Linked DNA regions of Mus musculus: region 1 is linked to region 2. The links are chromatin loops, found by intact Hi-C in ENCODE. Cell type or tissue: left cerebral cortex. All regions are shown on one strand.

The links. Hi-C counts contacts between places; a loop is a spot of excess contacts. Peaks named below come from ENCODE experiments on the same cell type or tissue, not always from the same donor. Only the 100,000 strongest peaks of a DNase experiment are listed, where the experiment ranks them.
Region 1: a loop joins it to region 2, with 2.6 times the contacts of the local background. A loop is called at or near these places in 3 of 42 quality-filtered maps.

The regions. Positions count from the first base shown.
Region 1 is chr12:74,051,523-74,059,522 of GRCm38, reverse strand. All of the region lies in intron 1 of Syt16 (synaptotagmin XVI), which reads right to left. Among named protein-coding and RNA genes, the nearest start is that of Syt16, 58 kb to the right of the region's middle. In left cerebral cortex, a CTCF peak has its summit at 3,670 (motif pointing left); a DNase peak (open chromatin) is centred at 3,774; H3K27ac peaks cover 919 bases.
Region 2 is chr12:74,181,000-74,188,999 of GRCm38, reverse strand. All of the region lies in intron 3 of Syt16 (synaptotagmin XVI), which reads right to left. Among named protein-coding and RNA genes, the nearest start is that of Gm40889, 44 kb to the right of the region's middle. In left cerebral cortex, a CTCF peak has its summit at 4,030; DNase peaks (open chromatin) are centred at 31, 517 and 7,773.

The DNA of each region.
Region 1 (8,000 bases), 130 kb after region 2:
CAAACAACACTATCCCAAGTGATACAGGAGAGGAAGTGGTGAGAGTCTACCTCTTGTTTATATGATATGGGATGAGGAGCTGAAGCTAGTTTACATATTTCCTTATGAATAATATGAATATGTAAGGTGACTATCTCAACACTACAAAGCAAGTGGTCACATAACACATATCGCAGGTTCAGTCACCACTGACACATACTGTAGTGTCCCAACAGCTCATGTGAAGCTGAGAACTTCCTCTCAGCTAATGATGGAGAAGCCATCCCAATGGCAAGAAGGAAGACGTTGTTCAGGTGTTTGTGGTGAGGTTGGTGGACCCAAAGCTACTGCTTGGACAGGTCTATCAGACTGTCCAAGCACATACATTATATATGAAACACAAAATTAATGATATAAAAATTAACTGCTGTATTACTATGAATGATGACTTAGCTGAGCTTCTTAGAGCATGACACTAGAGAGTCCCACAAGGCACAAGAATGGCTGGAGATTCTGAGATGTGCAAGAACAGAGGACAAAGGAATAATCTAAAGACAAGATATCTCAGGGCAGATAGGACAAGCAGGAGCTACATTGTCCCCATCTGCACTGAAAAAAGCAGAAAAAAAGCCTCAGATTAACCTATTCTTTCTAGAAGAAATGAAATTTTCCAAATTCACTAAAATGTAGAAAAGGGGACTTACCTTAAAGTGGTATGATTAAATATTTTCTACATTCAGTGCAAATGAATGCCCAGAAATTCAAATGAAGTCAGTAGTAGCAATTTAACAATGTAACAATGTAACACAGTGGCTGAGTAGAGGCAGTGGTAGCAGCCATAGGATTCAGTGAGAAATGCACAGGGTAATAATCATGGTAGTCACAGTAAACCAAAGCTAGAGTTCCTTGAGTACTTTCTACTTGTATGACTTTGTTTCAAACATTTTACATAAAAGTGTACATTTAACTGACAGACAGGTAGATCAATGGAATAGAATTGAAGACCCAGAAATGAACCCACATACCTAGTCACTTGATCTTTGACAAGGGAGCTAAAACCATCCAGTAGAAAAAAGACAGCATTTTCAACAAACGGTGCTGGCACAACTGGTGGTTATCATGTAGAAGAATGTGAATTGTTCCATTCTTATCTCCTTGTACAAAGCTCAAGTCTAAGTGGATCAAAGACCTCCACATAAGACCAGAGACACTGAAATTAAGAGAGGAGAAAGTAGGGAAAAGCCTTGAAAAATTCCTAAACAGAACAGCAATGGCTTGCACTGTAAGATCAAGAATTGACAAATGGGACCTCATAAAATTGCAAAGCTTCTGTAAGGCAAAAGACACTGTCAATAAGACAAAAAGGCCACCAACAGATTGGGAAAGGATTTTTACCAATCTTAAATCTGATAAGGGACTAATATCCAATATATACAAAGAGCTCAAGAAGCTGGATTCCAGAAATTCAAATAACCCCATTAAGAATGGGGTTCAGAGCTAAACAAAGAATTCTTACCTGAGGAGTGCTGAATGGCTGAGAAGCACCTGAAAAAATGTTCAACATCCTTAATCATCAGGGAAATGCAAATCAAAACAACCCTGAGATTCCACCTCACAACAGTCAGATGTGGCTAAGATCAAAAATTCAGGTGACAGCAGATGCTGTCCAGGATGTGGAGAAAGAGGAACACTCCTCCACTGCTGATGGGATTGCAAGCTTGTACAACCACTCTGGAAGTCAGTCTGGAGGTCCCTCAGAAAATTGGACATAATACTACCGGAAGATCCAGCAATACCTCTCCTGGGCATATACCCAGAAGAAGTTCCAACTGGTAATAAGAACACATGCTCCACTATGTTCATAGCAGCTTCATTTATAATAGCCAGAAGCTGGAAAGAACCCAGATGTCCCTCAACAGAAGAATGGATACAGAAAATGTGGTACGTTTACACAATGGAGTACTACTCAGCTATTAAAAGCAATGGATTTATGAAATTCTTGGACAAATGGATGTATCTGGAGGATATCATCCTTAGTGAGGTAACCCAATCACAAAAGAAGTCATTAGATATGCACTCACTGAGAAGTGGATATTAGCCCAGAAACATAGAACACCCAAGATACAATTTGCAAAACACAAGAAAATCAAGAAGAGGGAAGACCAATGGGTAGATATTTCATTCCTCCTTAGAATAGGGACCCTGGTACAGATGTCTCATATGAGGCTATGCCAGTGCCTGGCAAATACAGAAGTGGATGCTCACAGTCATCTATAAGATGGAACACAGGGCCCCCAATAGAGAAACTAGAGAAAGTACCCAAGGAGCTAAAAGGGTCTGCAACCCTATAGGTGGAACAACAATATAAACTAACCAGTACCCCCAGAGCTCGTATCTCTAGCTGCATATGTAGCAGAAGATGGCCTAGTTCCCACTGGGAAGAGAGGCCCCTTGGTCTTGCAAACTTTATATGCCCCAGTACAGGGAAATGCCAGGGCCAAGAAGCAGGAGTGGGTGGGTAAGGGAGCAAGGTGGAGGGAGGGTATAGGGAACTTTTGGGATAGCATTTCAAATGTATATAAAGAAAATATCTAATAATAAATAAATAAATAAGTGTCCATTTAATCTTTATAAACAACCCTACAGTAGAGGACCATGGGCCTGTTTTAGGCATGAGAATATTTAGGTACCACACAAAACCTGCCTGCACAAGAAACAATTCAATCAAGACTATAGAGTATACAAATGGGCACGTTTATAAACTCAAAAAAGTAAGAAATTGTTCCCACACAAAGTGACGAAGGTGAGGGATCACCAGGTTACCAGCAATGCTTCTGTTTATTATGAATCTGGAAAGCAGAGGGTCTCCCCCAGCAGGGGAGGAGCCTTAAGATTAGCTAAGACAACAGAGGTGACAAGCATGCAAGGTCCTAGGGGACATACCAGGTTTCCATCAACCCACGTTCCCGTGTCAGTTCCCCTAGTTTGTCCCAGGGCTTCCCAGTGGATTTACACACTTTTCTTACAACTTTCAGAATGAGGTTTCTAGAGCCAGTGTTCTGTCTGCCATTCTGGGCTACACGACACAGGCGATGCTGAAGAGGGAGGCAGCTGATAGGATAGGGATGTCATTGGTGACCTGGCCTGTTGCCATGGGCCTTCTCCCAGCTAGTCAGAAGGATAAGGAGGTGTGACTAATGAGTCTGAGGCCACCTTGTGCTACATTGTAAACTTTAGACTAGTCTGGACTAAAGGGCAAGACTGTGGAAAGAGGAGGGGAAGGGAGGGGAGGGGAGGGGGAGGGAGAGGGAGAGGGAGAGGGAGAGGGAGAGGGAGAGGGTAGGTAGGTAGGTTATTAGGTCCAATTGGGGCAATGATATTAAAGAGTACTGAACCCAAAGCTACTTCTAGCCAAGCCTCTGCCCTACCCACCCCCTCCCAACAAGCCACAGTCTGCCTCCTCATCGATTTGATACCATGTTATTTTAGTGGAGTATTTTATGTAAATGCCCTTTGAAAATGACTTTAAGTTTTAAAAACATAGTGGTTTCCTCCTTAGCCACAGAGATGATTTTTTAGCCTCAATCAGGAAATCAACTAAAGTGATTGATTCTTCAGTGTACCCAGAACCTGGGCTTCCTCTCTGACAAGAGGGGCTCTGGGCCTGAGACCATCATGCCCCCTAGTGGCAGGCTTGCTGTTTCCTGAGCCTCCCTCCGTCTGAAAGGAGGGTACCCAGCCGTCAGTTAAACTGATTCCATCTCACAGCCGATGAATTTCAATAAATATACCATCTGTTCACCTTCTGTGTGGGAGTTCAATCATCTTGTTGGCAGCAGTATTACCCTACAGCAATTACCTATGTCTTTATCGCCTCTCATTCAGCTGCACCAGCCTGCTCTGCACAACCAACGGCTTCTATAGATAGGACAGTCTCTGAGGCTGGAACGCAGGAAAACCTCTACACTTCATGACGAGCTGGTCAGGGCAGGAGGTGTGTGGGTAGGAGGGAGAGAACCTGCAACCTCTGGAAAACGATAGACTCGCCTATGAGGCGGGTGGCAGAGCTGAGCAGACATGGAGTCTGGCTGGCAAGTTTGTATCTGTCAAAATAACAACACTGGGAAAGGTGAAAGGCTGCACCTGAGAGTGGAGCCGTGGGTGGATGCAGACGGCATGGCTCTGTGCTCAGCTCTACCACTGACCAGCAGTGTGACTCTGCATGAACATGCAGCCTCTCTGGGCCTTGGTTCCTCCTTATGGAAAAATAAGATGTTGGAATGGGTGAATCCTGGACTCTCTTTTATCTCTGAACTTACAAGACACGAGTGGGTGGAGAATGGGCACCTGCGGCACAGGCCACACCCAGATGTAACACAAGCATGTGGAGCCTCACTGAACTGCTAATTAAGATGACAGCTAAAAGTAGAAAATGTCCCAATCGTGAAGCGGTTTGCGTGCTTTTGAAATTGGGTTCACATTAATGACCATTCCTTGCACAGTATAGAAAGGGTAGAAACGAAGACTCAGGGAAGCTGTTGTCCTAAACATTATGCCTATGAAATGAAGAGATTGAAGCTTCGAGTCCATGTTGTCGGGAAGTATGAATACCAAAAACCTTCTCAAAAAAAAAAAAAGGCAGAGTTTCAGGACCAGCTAGATCCAAAGGAATGATGGGAAAAGCTTCAGAGGAAAGTGTGTGTGTGTGTGTGTGTGTGTGTGTGTGTGTGTGTGTGTGATATACCCAGAGAGAACTGGGTTAGTCCCAGCAGCTTGCTGTCCACTATGCATCCCCACCACCTGACCTCAGCCCTAAAACTGGCATGCCCTCCCCAAGTCATGTTCAAGTTCTTCCTGTATACAGACCACCAACAAAGTTCCCATGATCCTCTGCAGCTTAGGAGCAAGAGTCTGGGTTCTGGTTAAAGGGGCTGTACACAAAAAGTTCTGCATGCCACCTGAGAGTAATCAGTGATCTGTTTTCTACTCTTTCCCAGAAATAAGCCGAGAACACTCGGCTACTGAGAGAAACTTTGTGGGAAGTGACCTCACCTACACTGAACTACGGAAAACTGAGAAGGAAAAAATTAGCTTCTATTCTATCGAGATTTGGGGTCATTATTCGAGCACTGGCAACCAGTAGGCCCGATAGGCTCAGCAAGGGTACCGGCCCTGCACCCAATCCTTTCTCTTCTGAGTCCAGCACCTCAACTGCCTTCTCTAGCTGATGTCTTTCCAAAACTTAAATATACACAGTAACAAATAAATTCCCCTGCCCCTCTTCAGCTTCTGGCCTGCAGCATATTTCAGTCCCCTACTGGGCCGTGTGAAGGCTAATCCTGAGTCTTTTGGACAGAACTATTCTAAAAGACAAAAAGTCCTTTTCCATGGAAAAGGCCGAGCTGGACAGGGAAGCTGGACATCTAGAGCTTCAGGGAAGCCACCATGGGAGGAGGGTCTGTGCTAGAGAGCAAGCTTAGCATGAGCCAAGAGATGGTGGGCAATGAGAAGACAGACAGAGGAGGAATAGAGCCACAGAGGAAGCACAAGCAGGGAGAGCAAGGGTGGCCGGGACAGCAGGTGAACAGGTGGGAAGGTGAAGGCCGGGGGTGGGGGGTGAGGAATGGAGGCAGGAGTAGGAATAGGAGGTAAAGGGGATGGAGGAGCAAAGATGGGAGAGGGAAAAGAGGGGTGAGGTGAAGGGAGAAGGAGGTCAGAATGAATCACAGGCAGCAGGAAAAGAGAGATGGACGGAGGAAGAGACTGGAGGGAGGTGAAGTCAGGACAGAATGGAGGAAGACTGATGGGAAGTTGAGGGAGGGCAGCAATACAGAAAGAAAGGCCAGGGGAAGAAGGGAAGGAGGACAGGAAGGAGGGGCCAGCAAGTGACAGCCACATCTCCATCCTCAGGCCCAGCCACCCTGAGTCAGCCCTGCACCTAGACATCTCTGTTAGATAAGATGACAGACCTTTGCATTTATCCATTTTAACTGGGGTCTTGCCACAGGCTACAGGCTTAAACCATCCTGTGTGAGCCAATGGGCAGCTGCTGCTCATCATCCTGAGTTTCCCTCGTGTCCTATTCTCCATAGCAGCAGCAAGAAAGAGATGGCTGGCTTGGATTTCTTCGGACTTTCTACAAAAGAGGAGAAGAAGCCTCAAAAATATATGGTAGAAACCTGCAAGGGCCAAAACACAAACACAGACCCCTAACATGGTGGCAAAAACTGGCGACCGAGAGAACCGGACAGCTTCTGGGACAGGCGGAAGCACAGAGCCGCTGAGGCAGCACCCTTGGCGGGCCGCAGACAGCCGGCCACCATCCGGACCAGAGGACAGGTGTCCGCCTGGCTTGGGAGGCGGCCTCAGCCTCAGCAGCAGCGGTCGCCATCTTGGTTCCGGGACTCCCTGGAACTTAGGAATTTAGTCTGCACAGATGAGAGTCTGCACCACAGAAGCTGACAGCTTCTGGGAACTGCCAAAGCAACACAGCTTCTGAGAAAGGCCCTGTTTTGGGCCTTCTTCTTCGGCACACCTTCCCTGTAAGAGAGCTTGCCAGCAGAGAGTGCTCTGAGCACTGAAACTCAGAGGAGAGAATCTGTCTCCCAGGTCTGGTGATAGACGGTAACAGAAACACCAGAAGAACAACCTCTAAACAGAGTCAACTATAACTACTAACTCCAGAGATTACCAGATAGCGAAAGGTAAACGTAGGAATCTTACTAACAGGAACCAAGACCACTCACCATCATCAGAACCCAGCACTCCCACTTCGTCCAGTCCAGGACACCCCAACACACCCGAAAACCTAGACCTAGATTTAAAAGCATATCTCATGATGATGGTAGAGGACATCAAGAAGGACTTTAATAAATCACTTAAAGAAATACAGGAGAACACTGCTAAAGAGTTACAAGTCCTTAAAGAAAAACAGGAAAACACAATCAAACAGGTAGAAGTCCTTACAGAAAAAGAGGAAAAAACATACAAACAGGTGATGGAAATGAACAAAACCATACTAGACCTAAAAAGGGAAGTAGACACAATAAAGAAAACTCAAAGTGAGGCAACACTGGAGATAGAAACCCTAGGAACGAAATCTGGAACCATAGATTTGAGCATCAGCAACAGAATACAAGAGATGGAAGAGAGAATCTCAGGTGCAGAAGATTCCATAGAGAACATTGGCACAACAATCAAAGAAAATGGAAAATGCAAAAAGATCCTAACTCAAAATATCCAGGAAATCCAGGACACAATGAGAACACCAAACCTACGGATAATAGGAGTGGATGAGAATGAAGATTTTCAACTCAAAGGACCAGCAAACATCTTCAACAAAATTATTGAAGAAAACTTCCCAAATCTAAATAAAGAGATGCCTATGAACATACAAGAAGCCTACAGAACTCCAAATAGACTGGACCAGAAAAGAAATTCCTCCCGACACATAATAATCAGAACAACAAATGCACTAAATAAAGATAGAATACTAAAAGCAGTAAGGGAAAAAGGTCAAGTAACATATAAAGGCAAGCCTATCAGAATTACACCAGATTTTTCACCAGAGACTATGAAAGCCAGAAGAGCCTGGACAGATGTTATACAGACACTAAGAGAACACAAATTCCAGCCCAGGCTACTATACCCAGCCAAACTCTCAATTACCATAGATGGAGAAACCAAAGTATTCCAGGACAAAACCAAATTCACACATTATCTCTCCACGAATCCAGCCCTTCAAAGGATAATAACAGAAAAAAAAAACAATACAAGAACGGGAACAACGCCCTAGAAAAAACAGGAAGGTAATCCCTCAACAAACCTAAAAGAAGACAGCCACAAGAACAGAATGCCAACTTTAACAACAAAAATAACAGGAAGCAACAATTACTTTTCCTTAATATCTCTTAACATCAATGGTCTCAACTCCCCAATAAAAAGACATAGACTAACAAACTGGCTACACAAACAAGACCCAACATTTTGCTGCTTACAGGAAACACATCTCAGAGAAAAAG
Region 2 (8,000 bases):
AGCTGCTGTTAAAATCTGTTAACTGGCAGGCAGAGCCTCCTGATTTGTGAGCAATTTCAAAAAGGGAGAGATTCAGAACTACCATCTGGAAAGTGGGAAGAAGATACCACTTGGCAAAAATGTTTCAGAAAACACAGGCAAACACAGAAACACACACAAGCGGCATCAGTGTGTACACACACATACACACAAGGAAACGCAATGGCCTCAAGATTTAAAAAAAAAAAAAAAAAAAAAAAAAAAAAAAAAAAAAGCCGACCAACATGCTCCTATTATTAAATGTGTTTTCCTAACTAAAATGCCATGAAAAGAGAGGTCAGGGAGTTAGCGGAGGACGGAGGAGCTGCTGACTCATGACTGGATTTCAAGCAAACCACCTGTTAGGAGTTTGGGGTGTAGTTTATCAATTTGCAAAGCAGGTGTGAGCGTTCACACCTTCCACAGACCATGAAGCTCATTTAAATGAGAGTTTCAAAGAACTACACTATTCTGGGAAGAGAATTCCCGAAAGGAAGTGTAACATATCATTTTTAGAGCCCCCCACGTGATCTCCAGAGACTCATCGAGATCTTCACAATCGAGAGCAAACCACTGTGGGCATCACTGTTCACTCGCACTGGTGCTGTGGGAAAGCCCGGAGCATGCTCCTACTGCGCATGCTCCTACTGTGGGGTTTCTTTTTCATTGCATACTCACCCAAGGCATTGATGGAGAAAGGCCATTCCATCCTTCACCCCAATGCTCAGCCTGGCCCTGTGAGAACTAGGTAGGAATGGTAATTGTGCAAAGGCCCACCTACTGTGTGAAACCCCAGCCTCAGACTGAATTGTGCACAAAGGGCTAGAGCGAGCTGTTTCCATTTTGTGTTTGTTTTTCACGTCAGCGATTCCCCTGTGACAGGCAAGGGTCTACTCCTGAATTACATTGATTCCATCCCTGTTTCCACTTTTAAGAAATAGTTCTCAAAACTCAATATTAAATGTCCCATTATGTTTCTGCTGTTTCTTTTCTCTTGATTATACATGATTATAAGAAAAACAATTTCTATGCCTAGTTCTTTCAAGTTCACATTAATAAATGCCTTTAAAATTCCTCTTAAAATGGCCCTTTAGCTGGGCATGGTTGTGCATTCTTTTAATCCCAGCGTTCAGGAGGCATAGGTAGGAGGATCTCTTTGAGTTTGAGGCCAGCCTGGTCTATGTGTGAGTTCCATCACAGCCAGAGCTATGTAGAGAGATCCTGTATCAATCAATCAATTAACTAATTAACTTTAAAACTCAATACAAAATGAAAATGATATTTTACAAAAAGTAATGCGAATGTTTCTCAACTGAAGGATGGTCAAAGAAAACCAAACTTCATTGTACATTTATACAATGAAGTGTTACTCAACTGTTTAAAAAAAAATGACATCATGAAATTTGCACTCAAATGTATGGAACTAGAAAAAAAAATCATTCTGAGTGAGGTAAGCCAGACCTAGAAAGACAAACATGGTATGTAACCATTTATAAGTAGATATTGGCTGCACAGTAAAGGATGACCATGCTGTAATCCACAGACCCAGAGAGGCTAAGTAACAAGGAGGGCTTAAGGTGGAGACACATGAATCTCCCTGGGAAGGAGAAATAGAATAGATATTGTGGGTAGACTGGGGGCAGGAGAGGATGCAAGGAGAGAGTAATGAAAGAGACAATGGGAATTTGGGGGGGGGGAGGTAGAAACCTAGTGTAATGGAACCTCCCAGCAATCTTTGAGGGTGACCCTAGCTATGATTACTCATAATGGGGTATACATAGCCTAAACTGACCATCTCCTATAACCAGGCAAGATTTCCAATGGAGGGGCTGGAACACCAACCCAGCAGCAAAACCCTCAATCTACAATCTGTCCTGCTTCAGTATAGGTGGCCCGGAAATTGTGAGAGTGGCCAACCAATGACTGTACCACCTTGAGATTTATGCCACAAAAGGAAGCCCACCCCTGACACTGCCTGGAGGTCCAGGACCCAGGGGCTAGATAACCCAGAGACCTAGGATAGAACCAAACACTCCTGCCAGGAGTGGGGCAGGAGTCAGCGAAATTCTGCTATACTCATAGAAAGGAGCCAGTCATAATCATCACCAAAGAGGCTTCATCCAACCACTGATGGAAACAGATGCAGAGACCCATGGCCAAAGAATAAGCAGAGCTCCAGCTCCAAGCTCTGCAGAAGAGGAGGAGGAAAGATTATAGGAGCTAGAGGGGTCAAGGACACAAGAAAACTCATAGAATCAACAAACCTGGGGTTCACAAGAACTGAACTGGCCATCAATGAGCCTGCATGGGTTTGACCTAGGCCCTCTGCGTGTGTTATAGATACATACATACATACACAGAGGTCTTCTTGTGGGACTCGTAACAGTGGGAGCAGGGGCTGTCTCTGACTCTTTGGTCTGCTTTTAGGACTCTTTTCCTCCTACTGGGTTGCCTTGTCCAGCCTGAATATGAGGGGAGGTACCTAGTCTTATTGAAATTTGATATATTATGTTTGGTAGATATTTCTGAGAGGCCTGCCCTTCCTTCCTTCCTTCCTTCCTTCATTTATTGAGCGGAAAAGGGGGGGAGGAGTGGATTGGGTGGGAGAGAGACTGTAAGGAGGGGAGGGAGGGGAAACTGTGGTCTGGATGTAATATGAGAGAAGGATTTTTTTAAATAAATAAGTGATCTTTTAAACTCAATACAAAATAAAAGAGATATTTTACAAAAGTAATGTTCCCATATTCATTGTACTCTAAAATAAAAGAATGTTAGTTAGCCTTCGTACATTTGATGACCTTTCCCATTTTATGTTCTTCTTAATCAATCCTATTAATAATTCTTTCTCAAACCAGGCTTGCCTCAAATGTGCAGCAGTTGTCCCCCCACGACCCTCCAAGGCCCCACCTACTAAATGCTCAGATTAGGTACCAGTACCACCATGCCCAGCCCCTTCAAGTACTTCTTAATACTACTTTAACAATTAAAATTAACATGAAAATTCATTTTTAAAATGTTCTTGCTCTCCTTCAAATGCATAGCCTCCTTTTCCATTAACTCTTTTTTTTTTTTTTTTGTTTTTTTTTTTGTTTTTTTTTTTTGTTTTTTTTTTCCATTTTTTATTAGGTATTTAGCTCATTTACATTTTCCATTAACTCTTAAATATATAAAAGTTGTGTGTGTGTGTGTGTGTGTGTGTGTGTGTGTGTGTGTGTGCACGCGTGCTGCTTCAGTCTCTGTCGGCCCATGTGAACCCTGTTTAGTTCTTTCAGTTAGTCATGTTCTCCTGGTAGTTCCCATCCCCTCTGACTCCTACAGTCTTTCCTCCCCCTCTTCCACAGAGTCCCTGATAGAGCTCTCCAATTTAGACTCTCTATCCACATGATGCAACAAAACAAGGCACTGATCTAGGAGTACAGCAAAATAAATTACCATTGTGAATAATTTCTTCTCCTTCTCCTCCTCCTTCTTTGCTAGTCATGTTTGGTTCTTAGTCTCTAGGGTACCCAGTCTCTGGTTCCTGGCATTGCAAGCAGACTGGGGCAGAAGGGGGTGGGGGTGGGGGTGGGGACACAGTGCTGTAGGGATGGAGGGGAAGAGTGGGGGGAAAGACAGCTGGAATTAGCGAACACTAAGGGAGGACTCCTAGTTATAGAGAATATAAAATCTGAACTGGCCATCTTTTGTAGCCAGGAAAAGGTCCCAGTGCTGAGACTGGGTTACATTCAGTTGACTTGTTGGCAGAGGGAGTCCTATGAAAACTCCTAAATAGCCCACGTTGATTCTGAGACAGAAGAGAACTCTGAAATCAACTGCTCTTCTCTGAGAGACAAGAAGGGAGCAGATCCGATGGGAGGCGAAGTGGGTAAGTGCTGGAAGGACTAGAGGGAGGAGAAACCGTAATCAGATTATGTGAGAAAAGAATCCTGTTTAATAAAAGATAAGTTCAAAGAAAAAACAAAAAAACAAAATGAATTGTTACTGAAAGCAACGTCCATGCGCAGGGTCACCCCAAAGCGGCGCTGGTGGCTTATACATTTGCAGGGCTGGGAACAGAAAGTGCAGCGGCAGTAGGGGCGGGGCGGGGTGGGGTAGAAGTCTGAAACTGACTCACCAAGCGCCTATGAACTTCAAACTCTTACAAAAACTAAATGCCCTGGATACTCATGATGAATTTCAGCTAATTCCGTGGAGAATCCAGAAGCGCAAACCAAATGGCACCAGAGACAGACCCAGCGCGCTCGATACCTCGATCATTCGGGACTTACACACTGACTGGAGAAACCAAGTACCCGGAATTGAGGGGGTAAAAGAGGTGGCCTCTCTAGATATTACACTTTCTGCCCCTTTCTTGCCAATATAACCCGTCTTAGGCAAATTGTGGGTAGTTTTTTAACTTGGTGATGCGTGACTGTAATGGGCTACATCGGAAAAACGGGAACTCCTGGTCTTTGAGCTTTAGACAGCTTAGGTAGCTCCCCTCTTCACCGCCACCATTCATAGCACATACAGCTTATCATACAGGCTTAGGTTAGATCCACTCCGTACCTGCTGCTATACTTGGTGGTCATCTCATGATCCTGGCATCTCCAAAATCCTGGGGTTTCTCTTTGAACTGAGGCTGCATCTTCACCAATGGCCTCTCAGAGTCTCTCTGCAGGGACTTCACATGGTACCAAGCCTCCTCTATTCTTTATGACTCTTTCATATCTTCAAAACCAGTATGGCTCCGCAGTTGATAACATTGCCTGCTTTCCAGAGGACCTGGGTTCAATTCCCAACACCCACATAGAAGTTCACATCTGAATCAAACTCCAGGCCCAGGAATTCTGACACCCTTTTCTGGCCTTTGCAGATACCAGGCACACACAAGGTACACAGACATATATACACACAACATATACATAAATATTTTTTAAGTACCATGTCAAAAACCTTACATAATGTCAAGTTCTACTACCAACTTAAAATGCAACCTTTCCCCCATTAGACCACAGTCTCTGTGTGATAATAACCCTAAGAAATACTACCAAGAAAGTTCACTTCAAACAGGCCATTCTCTTCTTAATTATAGCTGATGCTTCAGCACACCTGACCAAAATCCACTGCCCCTATGAAACACAAACTTTACTTTTATGATTTTTTAATTCAAATGTATCATTACAAACAGCTTTGATAAGAGTCTTTGAGGGGCTCTTAAACTTTCCTCTGAAACCTTCAAGCCAGGACTCCGTTGTATTTTCTTTTCTCGATATTATTATCTTCCAACTTCCCACAGGACAGTCAATTAAGCTGTGAGCACTCAGAAGCTTTTCCAATACAAATCCCAAACCTTCTACAATCAACGCCCCGTAGAAACAACCCCATTCCTGGTATGAACTTCTGTTCTAGTTTGTTTCTCTGTTCCTATGATAAAAGCGACTTAGAGTAAGAATGGATCTATTTGGCTCCCATGTTATAGGTCCATCATCAAGGGAAGTCAGGAAAGGAAGGACCTGAGGACGGGAATTGAAGCGGAAGCCACAGAAGAGGGAGCCCAAACCTATATGCCAGGGGAAAAAAATGACACAAAGTTAATGCAATTTAAATTATTGAAGTTTTAGGAACATATTTAAGGATCAAATATTTATAATTTGACAAAAATCACATTGTAATCTATGCCATAACTTTAAAGTAAAAAAAAAAGTAACAGAATAAACAGAATATCTCAAAGACTGGATTAATAATGCACAAAATAAATATTTTCCAGCACACTCCATGACAATATCTTTCTAACATATATAACATACCTCTCATCCTGGATGAAAAACTTTTAGTCAAGGGACACATCTTATGAATGACTTTGGGACTGTGCCACTGCAATAAAACTGCTATGACTTCATTTCTACAGATGGCATGCCAAAGAGGAGTGCTCCCTTGATCTTTTGTCCCTAGAGCATGCACAAAAGATACTGCCAAAGAATCTGAGATGGCTCTTAGGAAATACTGCAGTGGTTTACTAGCTAAGCTGCCCGGCGTGGGAAAGCCTCTGCAGCTCTCCTTGCATGGACATGACACAGTGGCCTCACAGAAGCGACAGACTCATGAACCAACAGAAATGTATCTCTTACAGTTCTAGAAGCTGGCAAGGCATAGTGGTTTGAATAAGAATGGCCTCCATAGGTCATATGGAGTGGAACTATTTGAAAGGATTAGGAGGTATGGCCTTGTTGGAGTAAGTGTGTCACTGGATTTGGACTTTGATGTTTCAAAAGCCCATGCTAGACCCAATTGACTCTCTCATCCTGCTACCCATGGATCAGGATATAGCTCTCAGCTACTATTCTAGTATCATATATGCTACCATGATGAAAATGGACTAAACCTCTGAAGTTGTAAGGAAGCTCCAAATTAAATGCTTTCTTCCATACGAGTTGCCATGGTCATAATGTCTCTTCACAGCAACAGACAGGGACTAGGCCACAAGGCCAAGAACAAGGCACCTGCATATGCAGTAGGGACTGAGGAATTCATGGATCATAGCTGAAGGCTCTTACTCTGTACCACCACAGCAGAAGAGGCAAGGCTGCTCTCAGAGGCCTTCAATAAGAACACTAATCCCACCAGTCAGGGTGAGACCTCAGATCGACTTATATCCCCATAGTCCTTACATCCTAATACCATCAACGAAAGGACTCAAGTTTCAGCACAGAAACTTTCAAGTGTGAAGAACAAAAGAAGAAAAAAAAAGAAGAAAAAAATTCTAGGCCCTAGCACTTTCTTTTAGATGTGCATTGATCATAAATAGAGAAAATCAAGATAAATTGTTGGATACTAATTTTTGTCTGATGTCTTCCTAAGGCAAATATTGTAACAAAATGTGAAGGCCCTTGGAGTGTTACACTCTTCCAGTTTGTAATCTGTATTTACTTGACATAGTCACACATGGACCATCTTTCCAAAGATGATAGGATCCAATTGTAGCAGCTAATATTAGGTTTGTTTTTTCTCATCAAAGAATTCATTTATATAAACATATTTTAGTAGCTTCTTCTTTTCATGCCATTTCTCCATTTAAACGGTCAGACTAGTGTCCCACCAAAGCCCACATTCTGTCATCTATGCCTCTGTTTGGTTCCCTCCCCTTCAATGCTACTGGTGTTTGTGATTTGCTTTTCTCAGTAGACCATGTCAAAAGTGACAGGGTGCCTCACCCATGACTATATTACACAACACGGCATTCTCTTTGCCATCAGGCTCCATCTTGATGAAGGAATTGGCCATCTTGTAGAAGGACGTGTACCTGGCCTCCAAGAGCTGCAGGTGGAGAATACAGATATCTAAAGGGACATCCTTTTTTTCCAACAACCTGAGAGAGTTTGGAAGTAGATTTCCCTCCTGCCAAAAGCCCAGATAAGAACACTACCCAGCTACTCTTTTCTTGCGGTGTTATGACACCTGAGCAAACGACTCAGCTGACATGTCTACAGACCTGCCTGTGGGAATTGAGACAGATATTGGTTGTTTAAAGCCACTATGTTTTAGGTGATCTGTTACCTAACTGTAGACAGATAAGTAAAAGGGATTCTGTGTAGTTACCTCAGCCTGGAAAGATGTTTGGGGCATTTTCTAACATTCAGAGAAACTGAACCAAATCAGTGGAGATACATTATACAGGGCATCAGAGAAAATACTGCTTTGCCTGGTTTGGCAGACATATGCACTAGAAAGCAGCTGTTTCTGGCACCTGTGGTGACATAAGGCTCATGCAATGACACAGGAATCAAGGTTTGTTCCTGAAACAGACTCGGAAGCCAAGCCAAAGTACAAAGTAAGAACAGAGGTGATGCCTTCTATCCTAGCTGCTTCTGCAACCCAACAGCTACTCTTCTAGCCTCTGGAATCCTTATTTCCCTCACTTCACCTCCAGACAAGGCTCCTGGGAAAGACCTGGGAAAGGTCACTTTACTTGAACTCCAGAAATGGCATGTGACACGGAACGG